3 separate regions of the Homo sapiens genome follow, and all the other regions are linked to region 2. Evidence: chromatin loops called from intact Hi-C (ENCODE). Cell type or tissue: tibial artery. All regions are shown on one strand.

Region 1 (8,000 bases), 390 kb after region 2:
ACACTGATGTGCAGCTCATGTGCTTTTCCTGAGCAAGTGGCAACAGGCAGTGAGGAGGCTGCTGAGGATACCCCTCCGTGCTGGATCTGACTGTAGCAGCAACAGGGATTCAGAGGAAGTGGTCATACTGAAGCTTGGGGCAAAGTTGGGAATTCGGAAGGCAGAGGCCAAGGCCCAGCCACCATGACCTGTCACAGGGAGGGGCTGCACAACACCTGTGCACTAAAGACGTGGGGTTGGATTACCATTTACAAACTGGAAGGAAAGAAAGCAGAACCAATGCCTTAACCCCCTTTCAGGCCTACTCCCTCGGGGCCAAGTTGGCAATCAACCAAACTATTCTTCCTCACAGCCTGTAGCTCCAACAACCACACACAGTGGCGGAGCACCAGCAGAGGTCGGCCATTTCTGGGTATTGATCTTTAAACCATTTTCCTTTCTCCTTCTCCCCATTTAGGGATGGGAATCTACTGTGGAAAATGTGATTTGGTCATCCACAGTTAAACTGTTGTTTGAGTCCCAAGTCCCTTCTCGCTAGGAGGTCAGGGACAACCTCCCTGCAGCCTGTTCACATAGGATGAGACATAACAAAACCATCCACTGAGGCAAGGAATCTCATCGTCTGCCTGACAAAGACAGAGTCAACAATTAGGATATGCCAGAAGTTCTGTCAGTCTTAACAAGACAATTTCCAAGTTGATTGTTACCACAAGGCCCATGCACGTCTAACAGCATGCCAGGATTCTCACTGGGAATCAGTGCTACACACACAGGCATAGTAATTGTTTTGTCACCACTAAGGCTCCGCAGCCAACTCCCTTCAAATGCCAATTCTAACAGTTGTGTAAGATCGGGCAAATTACTAAACTTCTTTGTGCCTCCGTTTTCTGTAAAATGGGGATGATAATAGTATTTAAATAACTTCATAAATGTAAGGGGCTTAGAATAATATCTGGCACACAGAAAGCATTATATATGTGTTTATGATTATCATTATGTTGTCAGCCTTCACGTTTCCATGCTAAGCTATCTCTTCCCTTTGGATCCCTGCATATGCTCTTCCTAGGCTTGGAACACTGTTTCCCATCCTGCCTTCATCTAGCTATCTGTGTTAATTCTTCAGGTCTCCAGGAAGCCTTCCTGGCCAACTCAGCTGGACCAGCCATCCCTGCATCTGCACCCACCACATCTTGTACTTTTTCAACACCATATTAATGTCCCCATATTATCATCTGTCTTCCCACCCAGGTCCTGTTCATTGGTGTATCCCTAGCGCCTGGCACACAGAAGTCACTCAATAAATATGTGCTGAATAAATGAAAGGGGAATAGATGAAGGGCAGCTTTCATTCACTCAACAAGCATTTACTAAGTGCCTACAAGATGTCACACCCTAGACTATACCTGGAAATACATGAAGGAACAGAACACCAAGGCTGCTCTCCAAGAGCTCACAGAGTTTCTCCCTTCTAGCAGTAACTCAAGAAAAAAGTGGAGGTGGGTGTAACCCTGCCCAAGGCAGGAGGTCAACCAAGTACCAGAAGGAAGGGGTGCTCTCAGAGAGGAATACAGGTTTACCTAGGATAGGTCTGTTTAACTGGAAACAAGCAGCAGAAGCTTTGATTCTGTTTATCATGCCTGCATGTGAAGAATTAATGTAGCTTTGCACTGATGAAAAATAAAAGGTGGACTCTTCTTTATAAGGGTGGTTTATTTACCCAAGCATCAGTCTAACTCTTTCAAGAGAAACACTGGTTAGTTCATTGCGTTCATGTTGTCTGCATACTATTTTTACCACACTGTAAACTCCTCTGAACCGAAGTCATTGTTTGTCATGATCATATAGTTTATATCCCACCCCACTGCTGCCTTCCATAAGCACCGAGCACCTAACATAGTGCCCAGAGTAAAGGGACACTGCAGATTGCAAAAGGGGCACAATTCACTCATTTGGTATCACTTCCCTTCTGCATTCCTCACTATGTTTTTTAGGTTTGTTAGAGGAGTATTTGTTGTTTCTTCTAATTTTCTGAAGCAGAACTGGCACCACCACCACCTCACCCCCCAAATAAAGCCAGCTGTGGGATTCTGGAGAAGAATTACTTGGTTGTAGCTTTGCCAGAGCCTTCCATAGCTCAGGCCCATTGAAGGAAAAAATAGGAAACAGAATTTCTACTTACAGTAAGAAAAAGTTGGAGCAACTTTTCCCTTGGAGATTACATCAAAGATACTTGAGGTTATGTTTTCCATACTAGTTGCCCTAAAAATGAGGAAACACAAGAACTTTTCCTCAATGAAGAATCTAAGCCTGGCTACCTACAGAAGGGCAATGGTGCTGCCAAACCCCAGCCCGGGAAGCCATGCAGCCTGATGCAATTGCAGCTGGGCATCCAGGGACAGCTACACTGCCTCCATGCTCCACCACCTACCCAGAACCCCTGGACCACAGTCTCATCTTCACTACCATTTTGAGGGTCATCTGTGGCATGTCTTATAACAAATTTCTAAGCTAGATAAAAGTAAGTTAGAAATTAACCTGCTTATCATTTCTATTCTTTTTATGATGATGCAAAGTAAGCCAGTAAGGCTGTGACTCAGGGAAAGTCCTTTAACCATGTTTACAGAGACAACTTTGTGAGGATGACTACATGTCAATGCACACATACATGCACTAAGCCTGTGGATGTCTGTGTGAGTATACCGCTGTTTTTTGTTTGTTTGTTTTTGAAGTTGTTTTTTGTTTGCTTGTTTTTTCTGAGACAGGGCCTCATTCTGTCACCCAGGCTGGAGTGCAGTGGCTTGATCTTGGCTCACTTTCAGGCTCAAGGGATCCTCCCACCTCGGCCTCCTGAGTAGCTGGACTACAGGTGTGTGCCACCACATCCAGCTAATTTTTGTATTTTTAGTAGAAACAACATCTCCCTATGTTGCCCAGCCTGGTCTTGAACTCCTAGGTTCAAGCGATCTGCCTGTTTCAGCCTCCCAAAGAGCTGGGATTACAGGCGTGAGCCACTGTGCCCGGCCCCTTTACCTCTTTTATGTTTTGATAGGGTGGGACAAATTAGCCTGAATAACATTAGAAATATAACCCATGAGCTTTTCACTAAAGCAGCTATGTCTCAGCCATCAGACAGTTTCCCTGGGAGACCAACTAGACTGAGAACATATAGGTAAGACAGGCAACTGGGAGTGGACAGCTTATTTTTTCTTGATATCTTTGAGACTGAATACACTCTTGCATGGAGGTACATAAACACATTGCTCATTAAAGTGTTACCAGGATCTATTTTAAATAACAGATGCCCAGGAGCAACGTGTGCCGTTCTCATTTCCCTCCATGACAGTCCCGCTACAGTAGACAGGAGAATGTCATAGAAGGTGAGTCTGGATTTCTGCTAAGCCTTTTACAAATGTCCTCCATGAAACTCTTGTATATGAGATGGTAAAAAATGAATGGGATGAGCGTATAGTTGGGTAGAATTGCTGTAGATAAACTGCATGGACCAAAGTGTTTGTTAGGAGCATACAGTGAGCTTTAGGTGGAATGCAGGTCTCTGGTAATGGCCACAGAGCTCCTCCCTTAATTGTTGTGTTTGACTTTTAAAACAATCGTTTCCTTAGATCAGGAGATCAAAGATATGCTTATACTATGGGCAAAACTGGTATAGTGGGCTTAATATTATAATAGATGATCAAAATCAAGACATAAAATTATCTGGGCAGATTCGAACACTAGGTCAAAATTAACAAGGGCAAATTTCATGTCTGAGATCTACATTTTAAAATAAACATATATGTATCACTCACCCAGTCTTTTGTATCTACCCTAGAGAAGCACTTGTACATGTGTACAAGGAGACGCTGTTTATGATGATTTTAAACACCAGAAATAATCGAAGAATTGCTAAGAAAACTATGGAATATCCACACTGTGAAATACACTATGCAGAAGATTTCCAGGACATGCTGCATGCAGAAAACTTGCAAAATGATATGTTAACCTCAAACACACATACACAATTTACACATTTCTGATGATATCTATCTATCTATCTATGTAAATGCACAGAAAGATCTGGAAGGACCCCTAATAACTAATACCAGGATCTACCTCCAAAGAGAAACTGAGTTGGTATGGAGTTCAAAAAGGCTTTGGCTTTACGAGTAACCTCTGAAATTTAGAATGTATTTGTGTTAAACTTGTGTCATTAAGCTTTCTTTCTAAAGTACAGCCTTGCTTTTAGCTTTTTAAAAAAAAGTTTTACAGTGTGGGAAAGGATACAAATTCTTGGGCTTTCAGTTACCACAAACCTAAGAGGAGTCAGCATTGTGGAAAGGCTACAGAAAGCTAACTCATACTATACAGAAGGTGTTAGAAGTTTCGTGTTCAGACAGCCTGCAAGTACTAGAGTTCACTAACCTGATCTTGTCTGGAACAATGGGTTGGATCCAATTCTGGCAGCAGGAACACTGGCAACATAGAATGCAACTAGAGGAAAGAAATGCTATGGGGATTCTGAGAAGCATGACATCAGAATAATAAATATGGAACTATGACTGTTTAACCTGAAGACAAAAAGATTATGGGGAAACAAACACGTTCCTGCAAATATTTGAAAGCTTATTATATAGATGAATCACTAAACTTGTGAGTTTTTTCCAGAGGTAAACATGAAGACAAATAAATACAAGTGACTTTTCTATTTAAAAATAAATAAAAAGAAAAAACATTCTAACTAACAAGAATGAAAGACAAAATAGCCTGTCAGGCCAGATCATGAGCTCTCTGTCATTGGAGGCATTCAACTAAAATACTTATATAAAAAGACGTTGGGTTTTATTAGAAGAAAAACTATGTAATCTTTAATATCTCCAACAACTCTATGTTCTATGATTCCATATTTTGACTGCAGAATCAATTTTCAATCAATGTAGTCTCATCAATTCCAAATCCCACAGGTGGTATACTCTACCACCAGGTGGCAGTAGATGTCTTGGGCTCTGGGTCCTAAATGTTAGGTGTGGTTAAAAAGCAGCACAGTTTAATACCTTTAAAAATAAAATAATAAAATAAGAGAACAGAGTACAAGCATTAAGCCAAAAAAGTAATCCCTTTTAAAGAAACATGTAAGTATCATTCATAATCTTTCTGATTATCCATCACAATGATTCTTAATCCATTTGTCTTCCTCTTGTACATTTCTTTTGTACAGGGTCTACGGAGACCCCTTATCTTCTGTGGCCTCCTCTCTCTGGTATCAAGTTTCCTGACTTGTATACAGTTCCTCATCCCCACGTCTGTCCTTGATGCAAAAATCCCCTCTGCTTCCTCTGCAGCTGCAGATCATGTTTGCTACTACAGTCTCTCTTCCCGACCCAAGAAGAACTATCTGTAGGGTCAGAAAAACACCCCAGCCTCTTCCTGCTTCTAGCCTTCCTGCTCTGTATCCACACAGCTGAAGCCACAAAACAAGCAAGCAACAAACAAAAACAGAATAGGCCCCACCCTGACAGCATGAAAGTATATGATTATCTTTTCCCAGATAGAAGAGAATAATCTTCCACCCAGCTCTTAAAAGAGAAAACTTTCTGTCTCCAGCCACAGCTGTTGGCTTGGTAAAAGTTGAATACAATCAACAACCCTTGTCCCAGTCCCTAGAAACCTTCAAATGTTAACAACTGCCTTGGTTGAGAGTGAGAGATCACTTCAGAAAACCTAGTACTAAGGAAGTATTTCTGTAAGTGCTTGCGAGTAAATGCAAATAAAACAAGATTTTTTAAACTGAGACTTAAAGCAATTTTACTATGTACCTGAGTCAAGGTTCTACTCATCTTTCTAGTCTCAGGTGGAAGACCTCTTCTTCCAGCAAGCCCTCGAGATGTTAGGACTATGTTTGTTGTCTCTGCTATGTGCTCCCATATCCTCCTCAGTGTCTCCCGTCACAGCCCTGTACCTCCCCAGCCACAGCCCTGTACCTGCCCTGTCACCATCCTTACCACATGCATTATGGCCACTCTACCAGCCTGTTTCCCCATTACACGACAGGGCCTAGACTGTACCTGATGCATTTACCACTGAGCCCCTAAACACAGTAGGACCCAATAAATATCCATGAGGCTATTATAAATACATTATCAATTAACTAATTCATATGGAACCCAAGTCTAGGCAGCTGTTTCACTGAGGTAAATATCCATTCCACAAACACTTTGTGTCTCTTATGCTAGTATAGTACAGAATGAGTCAGACCCAGGTCCTGCCCTCAAACAACATACAGTTGAGTAAGGAAGTCAAGACAAGTACACAAATACCTACAGCACAAAATATATAAAGGAGCACCACAAAAAGATGAATATTAGAGGATGGAAAAACAGGAGCAAAGGCACAGAGATCACCAAGTAGTTCAAGTCACTGGAGCTAAGCCTATGGGACAGGTAATACCGGGGCCAGAGCGTAGAGGTCCTTGAATAATACCTTTGAGTAGTCGGTATATGCCAGGCTAACTGCTTTACATTCATGATCTCATTTATTCGTTGAAACAATTCTATGTAAAACCCCCTATCACAAAGAAGCAAACGGGTCCACAGAAGTCAAGAAAACTGCCCATGATGTCACAGTTGATAAGTGGCAGAGCTGGGATGCACACCCAGGCCAGCCTTATGACCATGGCAGCAATGCTGTGGTGCTCTGGAGCCTGGGATGCCAAGTTAAGGAGTTGCTACTTTATCCAATGGGAGCTACTTTGAGCAGGAGCATGCCAAGGTTCAAAGACTGTGCTTGGGAAGACGTATCAGACGGTAATGGGGAGAATAGATTGGGAGTCAGGTTTGAAGCCTATTGCAATAGTACCAATGTTGTATCATTAAACTTCTGAACTGGAGAGTGGCGGTAGAACTGGCAAGGGGATTCAGAGCTGAGAAGTTCCAGAGGAAGAGCGGGGACAATTAAGGATGATCCCAAGCTATGCACCTGAATGACTGGAAGGATGCGGATTTGGAAGTGGCCCTGCATATGTGCATGCCATGGGAAAGAGTAGGAATGAATGAGTGGCCCTGCATATGTGCATGGCATGGGAAAGAGTAGGAATGAAGAGTAGGAATGAATGGCCTTAAGTCCTCAGGAGCCCCAAACCAGGGGGCAGCCTAAATCCTCTCCACTCTTTTCCTCTCCCTAAGCATTGCTGCTACCTGCAAAAGCTTCCTGACTTCCCTGAGCCTTCCCACCCATCTGGGGCATCTGAGCTCAGCAACTCACAAAAGCAGAGGGATAATAATGCGACATGAGACATCACACAACCATGTCCACCCAGGTCTACTCTCCTCTGGCCAGCCTGACCCAGCGCAGACAATGTCTGGTCCCAAACCAGCACCAAGAAGTGGAATAGCAGCAGACAGGAGTTAGAGGCCACAGGTAGTGATTCTGACTCCTTCACTGACTCCCTGTAACCTTGGACCAGAAGCTTAACTTCTCTGGATCTGTTTCCTAATCTGTAAACCGAGGAGTTTGAACCAGAATCAGAAGCTGCAAACTAGGGGCACACAGGACAAACTCATCTTGTGAATGGACTCTGACCAACACAATGTCTTTTAATTAGCTTCAACATTTAAAAACTGGGCCACTTCACAAAGAAAGTGCATATTTGCCGCTGTTCTTGAAGCAGGAAGGTCTGGCAACATGGAGCCCACATTCCTACATGGCATCAATCAGCTGGGGCTGAGTGGCTGCTGGGACACCACCCTCCAGTTTGCCACAGTCCCCACCACCCCTACTGTCCCTGATTGCTGCCACTCATCATCTATACATGGGTCATTATGATCTTTTATGCTAATGGTCTGGCCCCTGTAGGGAACTGAGTTCACAACCTCTAGAGAAAATGATCTAAAATATCATCATTGCAAGACTCAGGAGTTGGGGACATTAAACAGAAGCACAGAGGAGTTGGGAGTGATTTTCCCTCAATGGAAGATGCGGGCTCCTCCGAGGAGCAAGGGCTTGCTACA
Region 2 (8,000 bases):
AATGCTAACAATAATTGATGGGATAATAGATGACTTCTTTGTCCATCTGCAATTTAATTTTTTCTACGACAAATGAGCATTGCTTTAGCGATAAGCAAAAAGCCATTTAAAAAAAATCTGGGAGACTCCTAGCTGTACCCAGTTTGTCCTTACATAGGTGATTTTAGAGTATTCTGACCTGAATCAAAGAGTAATTATAATGATATTTGGGCTTCAGAAATGCAAATATGTAGTGCTCAAAGTCAATAAAGTGTCATATTTGTTGCTACCTTTTAAAGAACTACAAGTGACACATTTAAACTAATATGTACTTTATATGACCATTAAAGTGCAAATTTTAAAAAGTGCTATATAATGTTATAATTGAGGATCAAACTTAGTTTAAGACCCAAAGGGAAATATACTTTTCTGTTGAGAAAAGAATCAATCTGCCTCATCATCATATATATACACACACACAGGTACACACACACACACACACACACACACACACATATACACACACACATTTTAATTTAAAATTAAAAACAATTTTTTATAATAATAGAGACGAGGTCTTGCCATGTTGCCCAGGCTGGTCTCAAACTCCTGTGCTCAAGCAGTCCTCTTGCCTTGGCCTCTCAAAGTGCTGGGATTACAGGCATGAGCCACCGTGCCCAGCCTGGGCCCTTCTCCCTTAAGAGTAGCCAAAGAAATGGTAAAACAGCCTGGATCAGGACATTCCACACAGGATAAAAAATTGTTTTATTGTGTCAGAAGTGGCAAGGATACCCATGATGACTCAGGGAGAGCCATTCCTTGACTTATGACCCAAGGATAATTGGCCTGGTCACTTTAATTTGAAGTAAACAATGATAATTATGTCTAAAGAATTGATCATTGATAGAAAGACAGTGCTGGCAATTTTATTTAAAATCTGATCAATTTCAATAGAGCAACACCCTGACTTTTGTGATAGCAGCTACCAAAAACCTATGGGAAGATGCACAATTTGAAAATCCTCAGGAAGCAAAAATACTATAACCAGAATTAAATGCACAGCATATAATTTTCATGAGGAATGCCTTTCTGTAAAATGAAGGTTGTTTTTTTTTTTTTTTTTTGAGACGGAGTCTCACTCTGTCACTCAGGCTGGAGTGCAGTGGCGCAGTCTCTGTTCACTGCAAGCTCTGCCTCCCAGGTTCACGCCATTCTCCTGCCTCAGCCTCCCGAGTAGCTGGGACTGCAAGCGCCCGCCACCACGCCTGGCTAATTTTTTTGTCTTTTTCTTAGTAGAGACACGGTTTCACCATGTTAGCCAGGATGGTCTTGATCTCCTGACCTCGTGATCCGCCCACCTCGGCCTCCCAAAGTGCTGGAAAATGAAGGTTTTAACAGCAGTTACCACTAGCTCACCCATCTGCCTACCCCCAGGTCTGACTTTCTTCCCCTCCCACAACTGAGCACAAGTTAAAGAATCAGCATTCACACTTGGTCACAGTTGTGAAAGGGTCTTCCAAAGCTTCATCCTCCTCATCTTTAAATAACAACTTTGCTGAGGTGGGCAGATCACCTGAGGTCAGGAGTTCAAGCTTAGCCAACATGATGAAACCCCGTCTCTATTAAAAATACAAAAAATTAGCCAGGCGTGGTGGTGGGCGCCTGTAAGCCCAGCTACTCAGGAGGCTGAGGCAGGAGAATCGCTTGAACCTGGGAGGCGGAGGGTTGCAGTGAGCTGAGATCGCGCCATTGCACTCTAGCCTGGGCAACACGAGTGAAACTCCATCTCAAATAATAATAATAATAATAATAATAATAATAATAATAATAATAAAACTTTGTGGGGGTGCTTGTAAGGATTTAATAAATCCACAGGTAAAAAGAACCCAACCCAGTGCCTGGCACACAGTAGACACTAAATAAACAGTAGTTCTTCATGATCAGTGCTTCTCAATCTTAATAAACTCATATTCTCTTTGGTAAACATGTATCTGACCCTCTTCCCCACTCCTGGAGACTTATATTTAGGGGGAACTCCCTACCAAGCCCTTGCTGAAAAATCTGCAGCAGGTTACTTTCTCCTAAACCATATCCTGGGAAAATCTTGATTGGTTATTATGTAACATTTAGATTCCAAGGTCACCTTGTTTGGGAAATGTTGGGCTAAGGTGGTTTTTTTTGCTGAAGAACTTCCAAAATCCTATAATATGTTGAGTTACACTATAAACCTCTGAAGTAAATACAATATGCAGTGCTTCTCAAACTTCTTTGTGCTTGCAGCACTTTTGGGGCGAGTATCAGACTTTGTCTCAAGGAACACTCTTGGAAAACTCTAGTTAGCGGTCCCACACCTGGTTGTACATTGCCTTCTGGGGTTACTATCTGAGCAAATGCATTGTTTAGAAATGCTTCCTGGGTAATTCCCACACATCCAGTCCATAGATGAGCATTTAAAGGCAACTGTCCTAGATTCCAGGATGCTTCCAGATGGCAAATCCTACATCGGCTCTATAGGATTTAATTTAGGGGGAGAAAGCTAAGAACATTTTTTTTTTTAAAAAACCTATTCAGCTTGTGCCAGGCATACCAATTGATAAGTTTGAATAAGATATTCATTACCATCTCAATGTAAATGTTGAAAGTAAGTGGCAATATTAAACTCTGTTTTACTTCTTAATTGGAAGCTTATGAAGATGACAGATTATGTAAGTCTGATCCATATTATTCTACTTACTTCAAATAGACATGATGAATTCAAATTAAAGCAAAACAGCTCACAACTCTCTTCACAAATGATGAAACATTTCACCTTAGCTGTTCTATAGCAGCAATTTGGCCCTCACTACTCCAATAATTACATGTAATAAATTGTGAAGGAATGAGCAAAGCAAGTCATTTGTGTGAATGTCTGGGGTTCTTTCAGAAAGGAATAAAACTTTTAAAGAAATGTCAAGATCAAGGCAATGCCATTACTCTATTAAATTATTATAATTTAATATATTATGCAGTTACTTTATGAGGAAAATGCTTCCTTTTGGCTTTGTACACAATCCTGGGAAATGAAACTGCTGGCATTTATTAACAGAAAGCTTTCTGAGTTTTGTCATTAAATATGATAGAAACAGCACTATTTCAAAGGTACTGGACTGGTTCTGTTATTCTCTCTGAAGATGAATTTGGTCTAAAATCTCACTGCTTCTGGGGAAGTGTATCCTTCATTAAGGAGCGCACAATCTTGTCAGCAAACAGACTTTACATCAAGGGTGCAGTCTGCATCTAAATGGAAATAACTATTTGATGACCTTGTATGTCAATGTGCATTTGCTTGTTGGAACGCCAGAGGTGGTGATAGGGGAAGGGGCCTGTTGTGGCAACGGGAAAAAGAGGAACAACGTGGAGCATACATTTAAAAATTAAGTCGGAAATGGGGTGGGGAGAAAGGTGTGAGGTTCATGTATTTATAGGAAGTCCAGGACATTGCCTTCTTTTCAAAGCAAGGCTGGGTAACTGCCTTCATGCAAGTAGAGCTAGAGATTATTTCTAAAGAATCCATTAATGACCAGGCAGATTCAGAGCCTAGAACATAAGAGGCTCTAGACCATAGGGGCTAAGATAGCCGGTTAGCATACTGGAGCAGGTATTAAACTAATGGAGGGTCATGTACACTCAGGGAAAGGTGCTGGATTTTTCATGTAACAGTTCCAGCACAGTTGGATCACCCAGGCTGAGCCATGAGAAGCACCTGGCTTTGTCCCTTCATTTCACACTTGACACTTTAGCTCAGGTTAGGGATGAAGAGGAAAGGTCTGCAGGGCTGGACGCCCATTCAGCACATCACACTCTCAGCCTCCAACCACAAGCAGCAAAATTTACCTTGCTGCATGGTTACCTGTTGAATATGTTTTTGCCAATATCTTCTAACTTTGTCTAATTTGTGTGATCAGATGAATAAAGTTATTTGCATAGATATATACCAAGTTTAATGTTAAAATAAAATACAAAAGATTAATCTTATGCTTAATGTTACTCATCTCCAATAAGGTGGTGTTTAGCAACCAGGCATGGATGCTAAGAAGTTAGTGTGTAAAACAAAAATTAACATTACTTTGACACATCCAAACGAAGTGTTTAGACTTTGTCTTGTTTTGGGTATTCCCTAACGTCTATAATCAGCCCCAATGTTGATAGCTTACTGAAAACACAAACAACAGTAACAAGACCACAGCTACATTTGTATAGGGCTCCTCTGATGGGTTCTGCAAGTTACCTCTTCAAGTGTGCGTTTGGGGACCAAAGAAAAATCACAACAGGCCTTCCCCTTCCTCTTTCCTTAACATTTGACTATTAAGAAAATGACAGCTGGATTCTTTGGCTGTGTCACTAATTTTGGTTTGGGCAGATCATAAACCTTTGTAAGTTTCAGTTTCTATAGAGCAAGGGAGAACTAGATTATCTTTAACGATTTCTTTCGGGCTTTTATATTTGATAATTCTATGATTTTCCATACGTGAGAAACCACTAACACCAAAGGCATTTGGAGTGGGGGAAGAAGCTTAGAAAGCATAGAACATGCACATTTTAAGCAAGGGTGTGTGTGTTGGGAAGGGGTAGGAGGGGCAAAGAGGGAGGAAAAGGTAGCAGCAGCCTGACAGGGCGGCCTTTCCCCAGTGGCCTGAACTGCACATCCCTTCTCTCACCACCTGGTGGAGCTAGCGCTCTGCCGTGCAGCCATGGATCAACCCCCCCCTTGTGTTTCAAGGGGTTGTAAAATCAATTTATGGGTGGCAACCAGAATTTTAAAAAAGAGGAGGAGGAAGAAATAGAGCCTAACACAAAATACCACAGTGCATCACACATAATGCAGGTGTTTTTCAAAATTTAACTTCCCTGTTATATATAGCATATATGCATGCGTATATCAGGGCATAATGTACAGTCTTTTTCTTTGGTTCATGATAAAAATGGTTTGAAAAACACCACCTTGCTCATTCTCCCTCAACAGGATGGTAGCTCTGGGAAGGTCTAGGTCTTTATCCATCTCTTTCCCTCGATCTCCTTCTCCTCATCCCCTCCCCTTTCCCTAGGGCCTCTTTCCGCAGATGGATCTACCTACCTACCTACCTGCCTGACTACCTACCCTACCTACCTATCCACCCTCCCACCGTCATTGCCTCCCTCTGGCTCTCCTGCTTCTCTCCTTCTCTATCTCTTCCTTTCTCCTTATTATCTGTCCACTTCATGGTTTTCTCACTTATCCTCTATCCACCTAGCTCTCTCTCCTCCTTTCCTTTTGTCTCTCCCTACATTTCTGAATTGCACTATCTCTGCCCACCACCTCTCCTTTCTTTTCCTCGTCTTACAGACATGGATGTGAGAAGACCCAGCCTACCTGGGAGTGCGACAATGAGACCTCTCTCTGCTTCCCATGACCCAGGATGGAGCCCCACTCCCAAACCCCCTATTGCCTCTCTCAACCTCCCTGCTAGACTTCACCACTTTTCTCCCTTGCAGGGCCTTTGTTCAAACTTTATTCCATCATCAAGGAAGCCATCCCTGCCTGTAAAAATCCCACCCCTTATTTAAATTATATCTCAAATGCCCCCTTCTCCATGAGGCCTTTCCTACTCTCCAACTGAGGCTATTTTCTTTGTGCTCCACTTGTGCCCACCTCCACCCTTATTGCAGACAGATATGTCATTCTCAGAACCCAGAGGGCAGAGGCTGGGTTCAATCACAGGGTACCAGCTTCATCTCCAATCTAGCCACCTTTGGCCCAAGGGAGGAACTCTGGGAAGTTGACTGAAATGTGGCTGTGGTTCAGTCGCTCATTGGGGTGCCCTTCCCTAAATTCCCCAGCCTCGATTTTACCCCTGCTGCTCACCCCTCACTGCTCCTGGCTGACCCTGGCCTGGTCAGTGCTCCCAGTTCAACCTCACACATCTCTGGTCCTGCTCCTTCGGAGCAGGGAACACCAGGTTGGGAGGGCAGTGGCTGGTGGCCAAGGCCAAATCTAATAGCTTCCAGCCAAGCCTGGAGGGAGGGAGTGTGCAGAAGGGGCATCTAACCTTGGTGGTTGGTCCCTAATTTGAAAATCTAGACCTTGCTGAAAACTGATTTATTTCAGGTAATTGTTGTAGGGGTGTGGCACAAGAATGACATAGCTCTGGGAGAAATGGGTAGAAATATTCATCAAATTCTAAGATCCACATGGAAGCTGTTTCACTATGAATTAAACCAGCCAGATGTGGCAGCCACCATTGGTGGTCTAGGGAGTGAGAGAAGGGGAGAGAGTGCTGAAGTGGGAGACCAAGCCCTGGAATCTAAATCCTCACTTTTAAGGAAAGGGGAGGGGCGCACACTGGGCAAGTAACGACTCCTCTGGGATTGTCTCCTTGTCTGTACATGGAGAGGGTTGTACTTGATGGTTGAGAGGACCCTCTGAGCGCTGGGAGTAGAGATTTTATGAAAATGTTATTGCTCAGACTCACATATGACCCTATCTCCAAAAAACCAAAAAGGAAGAAGTTCAGATTTAACAGAAGGTGATGAGCATTTTAAACAAAAAGCTGTCCACAGCAAAGTTGCAAATCTAATAACAGCAAGCTGAAAACAAATTATTTTCTTGAATTACAAGTTGTATGCTAGGCAAAATGGGAAGACTGCATTAACAAAATCATTACTGTCTAGGGATCTACTAATGGAATATATTCTCCTGTCTGAGTGCTCCAGGAATGCTTATAAAATGCAATCAAAATAGGTCTAAGTCTTGTGTAGATAAGTAAATTTCATGATTATATAGTTATTTCTGTAGGAAAGAGAAGTAGTGCAAAATGGGGAGAGTGGAGGGCAAAACGAAGTATCATTCCACTTCAGTCTCCGGTTTGTGTTAAAGCCAATGTTTGCAGGTATTAAATTCTACATATTAAACTGTTCTTTAAAGAAGTTTTGGTGCTGGGGAATTTCCCCATTCAATACCTATAAAGACAAAGGTCCTTGAGACAGACAGATCACAGACACACACACACACACACACACACACACACACACACACACACAGAGCAAGAGAGAGAACTAATCCTGGTTGCAATTTTTCAAAGTGACACCATTTAGACAGATCAATACTATCTAGTTAAGATATGTATTCACCACATAACCCTTGGTCTAGGTGCTAATTTTCTAGTGACTTAGCTAATTAAGTTAGCAAGGTCGTGTCAATCTCAATCCCTTTCTCTCTCAATCTCTCAATCTCCCAATATTCCTTCCTCCTGCTCTCCCTCCCATAGGCTCTCTCTGGATTACAGGCAGATAACCTGAGCTATGCACTAGAAATGAGAGGAGCATGTTTCCGTTAGACAATGCTTAATTGCAACTTTGGAATAATACAAACAATTGGGGTTAAAAAGCATCCTTTGATTTTTTTTCATATTCAGAAGTGACAATTTCGGACAAGTATTTCTGAAGAATAAATAAGTATTAGGACAACTGCATGGTCCAGCCAGTAAGAAGCTTCCAAGAAACTCCTTCATGTAGAAATTAAGTTATTTTGCTCTTCCAGATGGTTCTTGTAGTGATGGGGAAAAAATCATACCTAATGGTTTTCTCTGTCTTGAGACTTTTACAAACAAAAGATTAAATTATGACTTGAATGGTATTAGCCATAAGTCTGCAAATAGTAATTTTATCTTCAGTTTGTTCATCCATGCATTCACCTACCAAACAAATATTTACTCAATGTTTACTTATGTGCCAGGTACCTGATTATGCAGTGAAAGATGTTCTCCCCTCTAAGCTGTCCCTTAGAGTTTACAATTCCTGCATTTTCTAAGTTGGCTAACTGCCATTCTATCTCTTATTTACTAGAGATTTTAGAGGTGTTATGTTTTCTTCATTAATCAAAATTTGTAGGACACAAGCAGAAAGCATACATTATGAGTACAGTAAAGACAGCCCACAGATCCTGTAGGAAATTAATATGAAGCTTGATTTTCTTAGATATTTCCTTAAATTGCAGATAATTAAAC
Region 3 (8,000 bases), 120 kb after region 2:
GCTGCTACTGACAGTCAACCTGCCTTCACTGTGGTCAGCATTGGTTTTCCTATGTGGACTAACAATCCCAGGATGCTGGGCCACTCAATCTCCCAGAGTGGTGATGAAGGAATAAGGCAGGATTAATTCCCCAACTACAAGATCCAGCTCTGGAGGCTAATTTCAGGGTAATGGGATGGCTCACAAACCCCAGGTAAAGTGCTCCCTTTGTAGCTCACATCTGCTTTTCTCCTTTTCAGAGCAAACATTCCTCCTAAAAGCATGAGCCTTTTGGAAGTTAGAACTCTGTCTTCTCTTTCAAAAAAAATACAGTCTTATCAGAAAGCAGAGTCAGGGAGATGTGGATTATGCCAGTGGATTACTCATTGGAAGGGCCAGAGGAAAGTTGTAATGGATGTCAATAAGGGTGGCAACATCCCCCACCCTCACTCCCTTTCTCTTTGTCCCACACTTCCCATAAGCAAATGGGCACCTAGAAATGAATTTTATGCCCACTTCCTATACCTCAATAAGGAGGGACAGCATGGAATTAGGATAAGAACATGACTGTGGAATCCAACAGACCTGGGTTTGAATCTCAGCAGAGCCCCTGACAAGCTGGATGACTTGGGCACATGGAAGAACTTTCTAAGCCTCAGTGTTGTCTTCTATAAAACAAGGCAAATACTACCTATCATTCAGGATTGGTATAAGACAAGATATATAATGGAAACATAAGCTCTCAAAAATGTGTCCATTCTTTCTTTAGCGTGAATTTAAATTCATGTGTCTTTGCCGCTGATGGAAAGGCATTGTCCCATGTGAAAGGAATATCAGGCATCAGTGAGAAGGTGGAGGAACAGTTGGGAAAAATGGGACTGGGATGGCCATGGGTCTTGAATGGTTGTAACAAAATGCAAAAACTGCGGCCTATAACCAAAACATGGGCCTATAACCAAGGTTGGCATTGCCTCTGAGGCTATATCAGGCAGAGGGCAAGGAAGATTGAGCTGGGTCAGGGCTATGGGTGGCTTTGGGGACGTCCTTTCTAAGTGAGGAATGCTGAGGCATAGGACAGCCCACAGGCAGAAGCCCCAAAGCTATGGGATGGCCCTATTCCAACAGACCACCCCACGTACTACAACCTCCACTCTCAGCAGTCAGGGGATACCTGTGGCCCTCTCCCATCCTTTGCCCCCTAACAGCCTAGAAAGGAATGACCCAGGACCAGATATTGTGGATCTGTGCTGCATCTTGTCCATCATAAGGTGCATTGGGACCTGTGTCTATTACATTGGCAAAGTCCACCTCATTCTGCAGAAGGTCCTCATTGGCTATGAGGCTTTCTTTTTTTTTTATTGTGGTAAAATATACACAATATAACACTTACAATTATAACCATTTTAAAGTGTATAATTTAGTGGTATTAAGTACATTCACAGTGTTGTGGTGCAAGCATCACCATCATCCATCTCTAGAACTCTTCATCTTGCAAAACTGAAACTCTGTTATCAATTAAACCAGGGGTGTCCAATCTTTTGGCTTCCCTGGGCCACATTGGAAGAAGTCTTGGGCCACACATAAAATATACTAATGATAGCTGATGAGCTAAAAAAAAATTGCAAAAAAAATCATAATGTTTTAAGAAAGTTTACCAATTTGTGTTGGGCCGTATTCAAAGCCATCATGGGCCACATACAGCCCGTGGGCAATGGGCTGGATAAGCTTGCATTAAACAATAGCTCCCCATTCCTCCCTTCCCCCAGCCTCTGACAACCACCATTCTACTTTCCATCTCCATGAATTTCACTACTCTAGGTATAAGTAGAATCATAAAATATTTGTCCTTTTTGTGACTGGCTTATTTCACTTAGTATAATGTCTTCAAGGTTCCTCCATGTTGTAGCGTATGTTAGAATTCCCTCCCTTTTTAAGGCTAAATAATATTCCATTATCTGAATAGAACACATTTTGTTTATCCATGCATCCGTCAATGGACATTGGAGTTGCTTCCACCTTTTGAATATTGTGAAAATGGGTGTATAAATATCTGTTTGACAGCTGGGCACGGTGGCTCACACCTGTAATCCCTGCACTTTGGGAGGCTGAGGTGGGTGGATCACTTGAGGTCAGGAGTTCGAGACCAGCCTGGCCAACGTGGTGAAACCCCATCTCTACTAAAAATACAAAAAATTAGCCGGGTGTGGTGGCAGGTGCCTGTAATCCCAGCTACTCAGTAGGCTAAGGCAGGAGAATCACCTGAACCCAGGAGGCAGAGGTTGCAGTGAGTCACGATCACATCACTGCACTCCAGCCTGGGCAACAGAGCGAGACTGTCTCAAAAAAAAATCTGTTTGAGTCCCTGCTTTCAATTATGTTAGGGAGACAGCCTGAAGTGGAATTGCTGGATCTATGGTACTTCTATTTTTAATTTTTGAGGACCCTCCACATTGTTTTCCACAGTGGCTGCACCATTTTACATTCTCATCAACAGTGCACAAGGGTTCTATATGAGGCTTTCTTTATCCCACAGGTTGGGTCCAATCCACCCATATTCCCTGGGCTCAGGTCGCCACTGACATGGTCTTTCTGCCTCCTATGAGGCCTCTCATTTTTCAGCATATGCTTGCAGCTCCCCTAGAGATGCAGTAATGCTCCATGACTTTCCTGTTCTTGCTTGGTTGTTGACATGCCATCTCTTTTTGCATCCATAGCACATAGTCTGTCTGGGGCTGGGAGCCTCCCTGGGTGAGGCCCAGGGCTCTGTACAATGCCCAAAGTAGGGCCCACATTGAGGGCTGTCTGCCTGGTGGGATCGAAGTCAGCTCTGGCTAAAGCAGTGATATGGCAAAACCTAGCTCTGTCATTCTCACTCCTTCAGCAGCACCCACCTCTCTGTCCCATATGGGCACCCTCCCTGCCTTACTCCTCATTATTTTGTTTTACATGGCAGCTAATCACGCCTGATAAAATAACTGGAGAGCAGTATTTCATCTCGAAAATGAAAATTTTCAGGACCCGTTTGGAAAACTCCCCAATGCAGAAATATAACAGAGTTAGGATAACATTTTTGAGGTGGAGGCTCTGAACAAAAACACTTTAAAACAATTATACTATTAGACAAATGGTCAGGGCCTGTCATACAACATCTTTGTATAAATTCAAAAACAGTGCCCTTTTTGGATCAGGTGTGCAGCTCAGCTAAAAGACTGAACATTATATAAATGGCAGTTTAAATATTGTACAAATCACACGAAGGCAGGTTCTCTGGGCACATTCAACCCTGTGAGCGCATGGCTGGTGAGCAGGTGCCACCTATTTCTCCAGGTCCTGGAAGGTATGTGGCTTTGTAAATAGAGCTGGGACTGATTTTTAGCTCTCACTCACTGGCAGTGACAATCATAAGCAGTAGCCCTGGGGTGATGAGGAATCTAATAATGTCATTCCCTCCTGCCAGCACCACCTCGTGGACAAGGCATTTTTAGATCACACCAGCAGGAAGATCTTTTTCAAAGACCATAAATGTGGGCATCTATTTTACCACTCACCTAGAATCCAAAAGAAGACAAAGGACTCCTTGCATCAGGCAGGAAGGCAGCCCAGCAGCCACAGGTTATCAACCCAGCATGCCTCACCAAACACCAAAGCCACAGCCCTGGTCTCCCTCATCTAGACACACACACACACACACACACACACACACACAGCTTCTCACCTGAGCCACCTCTTCAAAGTCATCATGCCTCCCTCATCTAGACACACACACACACACACACACACACACACACACACACACACACACAGCTTCTCACCTGAGCCACCTCTTCAAAGTCATCATGCCTCTTCTGCAGGGCCCGGGCTCGATGTAGGGACTTCCCAACTCCAGTGTGTTTGCTGAGAAAGGCCTCACCATGGTTTTCAATCCAGTCCAACACCTGGTCAAAGAAGGATAACAGCAACAATGACTTTCTAGCAGAAGGAAAGACATGTGACAACATGTGCAACTGCTAGAGTCCTAACCACCCCTATATCCCATCCCAGTTGTAAAGCAGCAGTTCAGGTGGAAATGGTCAATCTGCTGTGAGTCCATGGGATTTCATTACTGTCATTGGCAATATCATAGTCCCACCTTTACCTAAATTCAACTTATCCTTTTTGATCTCCATATTATCCTTCCATTACTTTTTCCATTTTCTTAGTTCATTATTTTAAACAAGTTACACAGACCATCAGGCACAGTTTAACCCCCTCACCACTTCTACCCAATCACATAAAGATATTGGCAGGAAATTAGGTAGTAGCAGTTTGGGCAGTATCTTGGCCCTCATTACTCATCCGTCACGCTGCCATAAGAACACAAACAGCAATGGTGACCAGTCATGGGGATCCTGCCTCATTGTGCTCCGGGGACTCCCCTTCCTAATCTTGAAAGCAAAGTCCAGGGTAGTCAGTCTCCAGTTGGATGCTCATGATATCTGACCACTAGGACAAGAGCCCCCTCTGGCTTCTTTCCATCTCCCTCCTCCAATCGATACCAACCAACCAACCAAACAAACAAATAAATTAAAGTGTTTGCATCCTAAGTCCTTTAATATCTGAGTCTCTTGGGAAGCAGTGGAGACTTCAGGTTCTTCCAGGCTAAAGATCTAGTGATTTGGCTTCAAGACAGTTTCCTTGATATTTAGAGACACTGGAACAGAGACCCCTGGGCAATAGAGGGGTGAGAGAGAGGGGATGCTAAGAAGGGTGGAAAATAAGTTTTCCTGAGGGGCACTTGAGAGGCAGGATGGAAATCCCTTAGTAAAAGCCTTGACGTGCAGGGAGGATGAAAGCCTTTAATACCCATTTTGCATTCTTGCAGATGGCCTAACAAAAATGTGTGTATCCCAGAGATCATCTTTTGATCTCTGAAGAGTTGGCGCTCAGTAAATCAGGTGACCACAATTAAATCAGAATTACAGTATAGACACACCTGTTATAGATCCTGCTAAAACTCAAGTGAGCCCACTCACTGCCTGCAATATTAACCATTAACTAAACATTTAATTAATGATGTACTAGCCTTTCCAGATTTTGGAAGCACTTACTGGAAAATGGTTTAGATGAACTAGGTCTATTTAAAAGGATGGTTTAACTCATTCCTGTGTCTCAAACGGATTGCCCTGCAGCAAACAGAGGTAAAACCAAATCATTCCATTGACTACAGGTATGGGAGTTCTCTGACATTTGGGATATTTAATATCTGCAGTGTGCAAGGTATGAACATTTTCAAAGTCTTTGGTGACAGGATCACAAAGCCCACATCGTGATTGTGCTAGTTCAGAGAAAGGTATATATGAATATAAAAATGAGGCTTAACAAATATCCACTTAATGAAGACAGGCGGAGTAATTGTCCATCATCATGAAGAAAAAAAGTTTTTTATAAATAAAAAATGAATTCATCTAAACATTATGGAGATTTTAAACACTTTATAATATATTCTGGCAATATACATATTTTAAGTATTCTGGAGGCACAACCCTAAAAAGAAATTGTGGTAGTGCTGGATTTTTACCTTTTGCAAACACTGAAAGGCAGCACTGAAAGGAACTTTACATGTTCATCTCTTAGAAGAGCCTGCGTTTCTCTAGAATTACTTACGGTGAAACTTCAACCAAAAAAAATCAGGAGAGTATATTTTTACTTGGCTTGCCACAATTAGATCTCACAATTCTGTACTGTAAAGGAGTTATGAGCTTCAGCATGCAAGGTCAAAGGTAAATACTTGTAGTCACAAAGTTTCCCATATATTAGGTGCGAAGTATAGTAAAGTTTTAGGATTTTAATGCATAAACTTTCATCAATCCCTTTTGAAAACAAATTGAGGTTTGATGATAATTTTTTGCATATAAAAGAACTACCAGTGGTCGTTTATGAATGTGTTGGAATTTATAACAGATTTTTCAGACTACAATTTTTTAAATTTAGTTTTGAGCACTTAAGTATGGCCTGCTTGTCTGGCAATGTTTTCATGAGTTTTGTTTTATCTCATTTTTTATCTCTAGCTTTAAGAAAATTGGTTATTCTGAAGCAAATTGGTTGAAGAGGAATATTTTTCATCTACTAGTTCACCCACATACAGTGTTTGCACTCCCCAGAAACGATTTCACAACTTCTAAATATTTTTTAAACGCAATTTGTTTCCTTTTTAAGTTACTTTGCTTTCTTTAAAATGTCAATTTATTTTTAGTGACACTTAGTTTTACTTAATTGGCTATGCCTTCATCACTTAAAAACCTATTTCTTTCATATTTGAGAAGCTTTTACTTCACTTTAACATAACTTTGATTGCTCTGTGATGCTCTGGTGCCATCATTTAGTCCAATTTCTACCATTAAAATTGAAGCTGTAGGGAAAATATGTGCAATTTCGACGAAAGTTCAGGAGCTATGCAGAAATCAATTTAACAAATCAAAAAGCAAATAATTTAGGGAGTTAACAAAATTACTTTAGTAATCCAGACTGAAAAAGTATTTGAGGCTAGATAAACATAGTTAATATATGAAGTATTGTTAAAGATTCTAATTTCTGACTATTTTGTTTCAGACAGTTCATTTAGAGCCATCATTGCATGATACACGTGTTTAGACCACATACTGTCTGGACCCTGATTCCATGTCGTCCAACCTCGGGAGTACAATCTGACTTTCCATGCAGATCCTGCGCAGCAGAGAAACATGTTCCTGAGCAGACATCAGCAGTGCCTGACAATTACATTACACGCTATAAATTTATGTGTGGCTTGAGATTCTGGATATTTGTCAGTTTCTAGTGCATTCCATTAAGATGAACAAGGTCCCAGAATCTGAACATCAATGGTTAAAGAATAAATTGACTTTCTAGTCAAATCCTGGACCCTACCTAAGTACAAGCACCCATCAAGGTACTCCTTATAATCTTATTCCTGAATAATTTCTCTTCATCTACAAGGCATATTTAAAATACTCAATTACCAATCATAGTCAGGATATACAGCATGATAGTCATTCATACCTATCGATGGCTCTGAATTGGTATTTGAGCATTTCCAGTTTTGGAGGTTTTATCTTTTTGTTTTTGTCAGGCAGCAGAGAAGCATGTGTGGGTATATAAGTATTCACATATTCGGACATTTATTTAATAGTCTTATTGTGCCACAGTGTCAGGCACTAGAGCAGCTCTGGAGGTGGGGGTGTAGCAGTAAACAAGGCAGGCATGGCCTGATGCTGAGAACTCAGTCTATAGGGGTAACAAGCACTAGACACTAAATCACACAATTCATCATTCATTGCAAAGGTGAAAAGTGTCAACAGCCAAACGCATCTTCTCTGGGGAGTCACGGAAGGTTTCTCAGGAGAAGTGAGGTTTAGCTGAGATCTGAGAGAGAGTAGGATTTAACCAAATTAGGAATTGAAAAGACCAGCATGGCTTGCATAGGGGATAAGTAGGAAATGGACCCTGAAAAGGCAGGAACAAGATTGTGGTGAGCCCTGGTGTGCTGAACGGGAGAATCCATTGTTCATCCTAAGAGCCACTGAAGGGCTGCAAGGAGGATAAAGACACTTTTCATTTTCAGTTATAAATTATTGCTCTGACTGACTAGGTGCAGTGGCTCATGCCTGTAATCCTGTCCCTTTGGGAGGCAGAGGCAGGTGGATTGCTTGAACCTAGGAATTTGAGACAAGCCTCTGTAACATGGCAAAACTCTGTCTCTACAAAAAATACAAAAAAAATTGCCAGGCGTGGTGGTGCACACCTGTAGTCCCAGCTACCCAAGAGGCTGAGGAGGGAGGATCCCCTGAGCCTAGGAGTTCCAGGCTGAAGTGATCTGTGATATCACCATTCCAGCCTGGACAATAGAGTGAGATCTTGTCTCAAATATATGTGTATATATATTGCTCTGACTGCTTTGTGGAGGATAAACTGGAGAAGGCAAGAGTAGAGAAGGGAAAACAGGAGGCAGAAATTCTGACAAGAGGTGATGGTGACCCAGGCGAGGC

What was found. Peaks named below come from ENCODE experiments on the same cell type or tissue, not always from the same donor. Only the 100,000 strongest peaks of a DNase experiment are listed, where the experiment ranks them.
Region 1: it touches region 2 in a loop (5-fold over the local background); 9 of 110 quality-filtered maps call a loop at or near these places.
Region 3: a loop joins it to region 2, with 4 times the contacts of the local background. A loop is called at or near these places in 83 of 110 quality-filtered maps.

Annotation. Positions count from the first base shown.
Region 1 is chr3:124,076,512-124,084,511 of GRCh38, reverse strand. The region is part of intron 1 of KALRN (kalirin RhoGEF kinase); the gene reads right to left. Among named protein-coding and RNA genes, the nearest start is that of KALRN, 47 kb to the right of the region's middle. In tibial artery, a CTCF peak has its summit at 4,950 (motif pointing right); no DNase peak of the experiment used is centred here; H3K27ac peaks cover 2,138 bases.
Region 2 is chr3:124,465,070-124,473,069 of GRCh38, reverse strand. The region is part of intron 25 of KALRN (kalirin RhoGEF kinase); the gene reads right to left. Among named protein-coding and RNA genes, the nearest start is that of MIR6083, 95 kb to the right of the region's middle. In tibial artery, a CTCF peak has its summit at 4,684; a DNase peak (open chromatin) is centred at 5,825; H3K27ac peaks cover 1,205 bases.
Region 3 is chr3:124,343,057-124,351,056 of GRCh38, reverse strand. It overlaps KALRN (kalirin RhoGEF kinase), which reads right to left. Exons shown (of 60, transcript NM_001388419.1): 10 at 3,792-3,914. Among named protein-coding and RNA genes, the nearest start is that of MIR6083, 27 kb to the left of the region's middle. In tibial artery, no CTCF peak of the experiment used is centred here; no DNase peak of the experiment used is centred here; H3K27ac peaks cover 577 bases.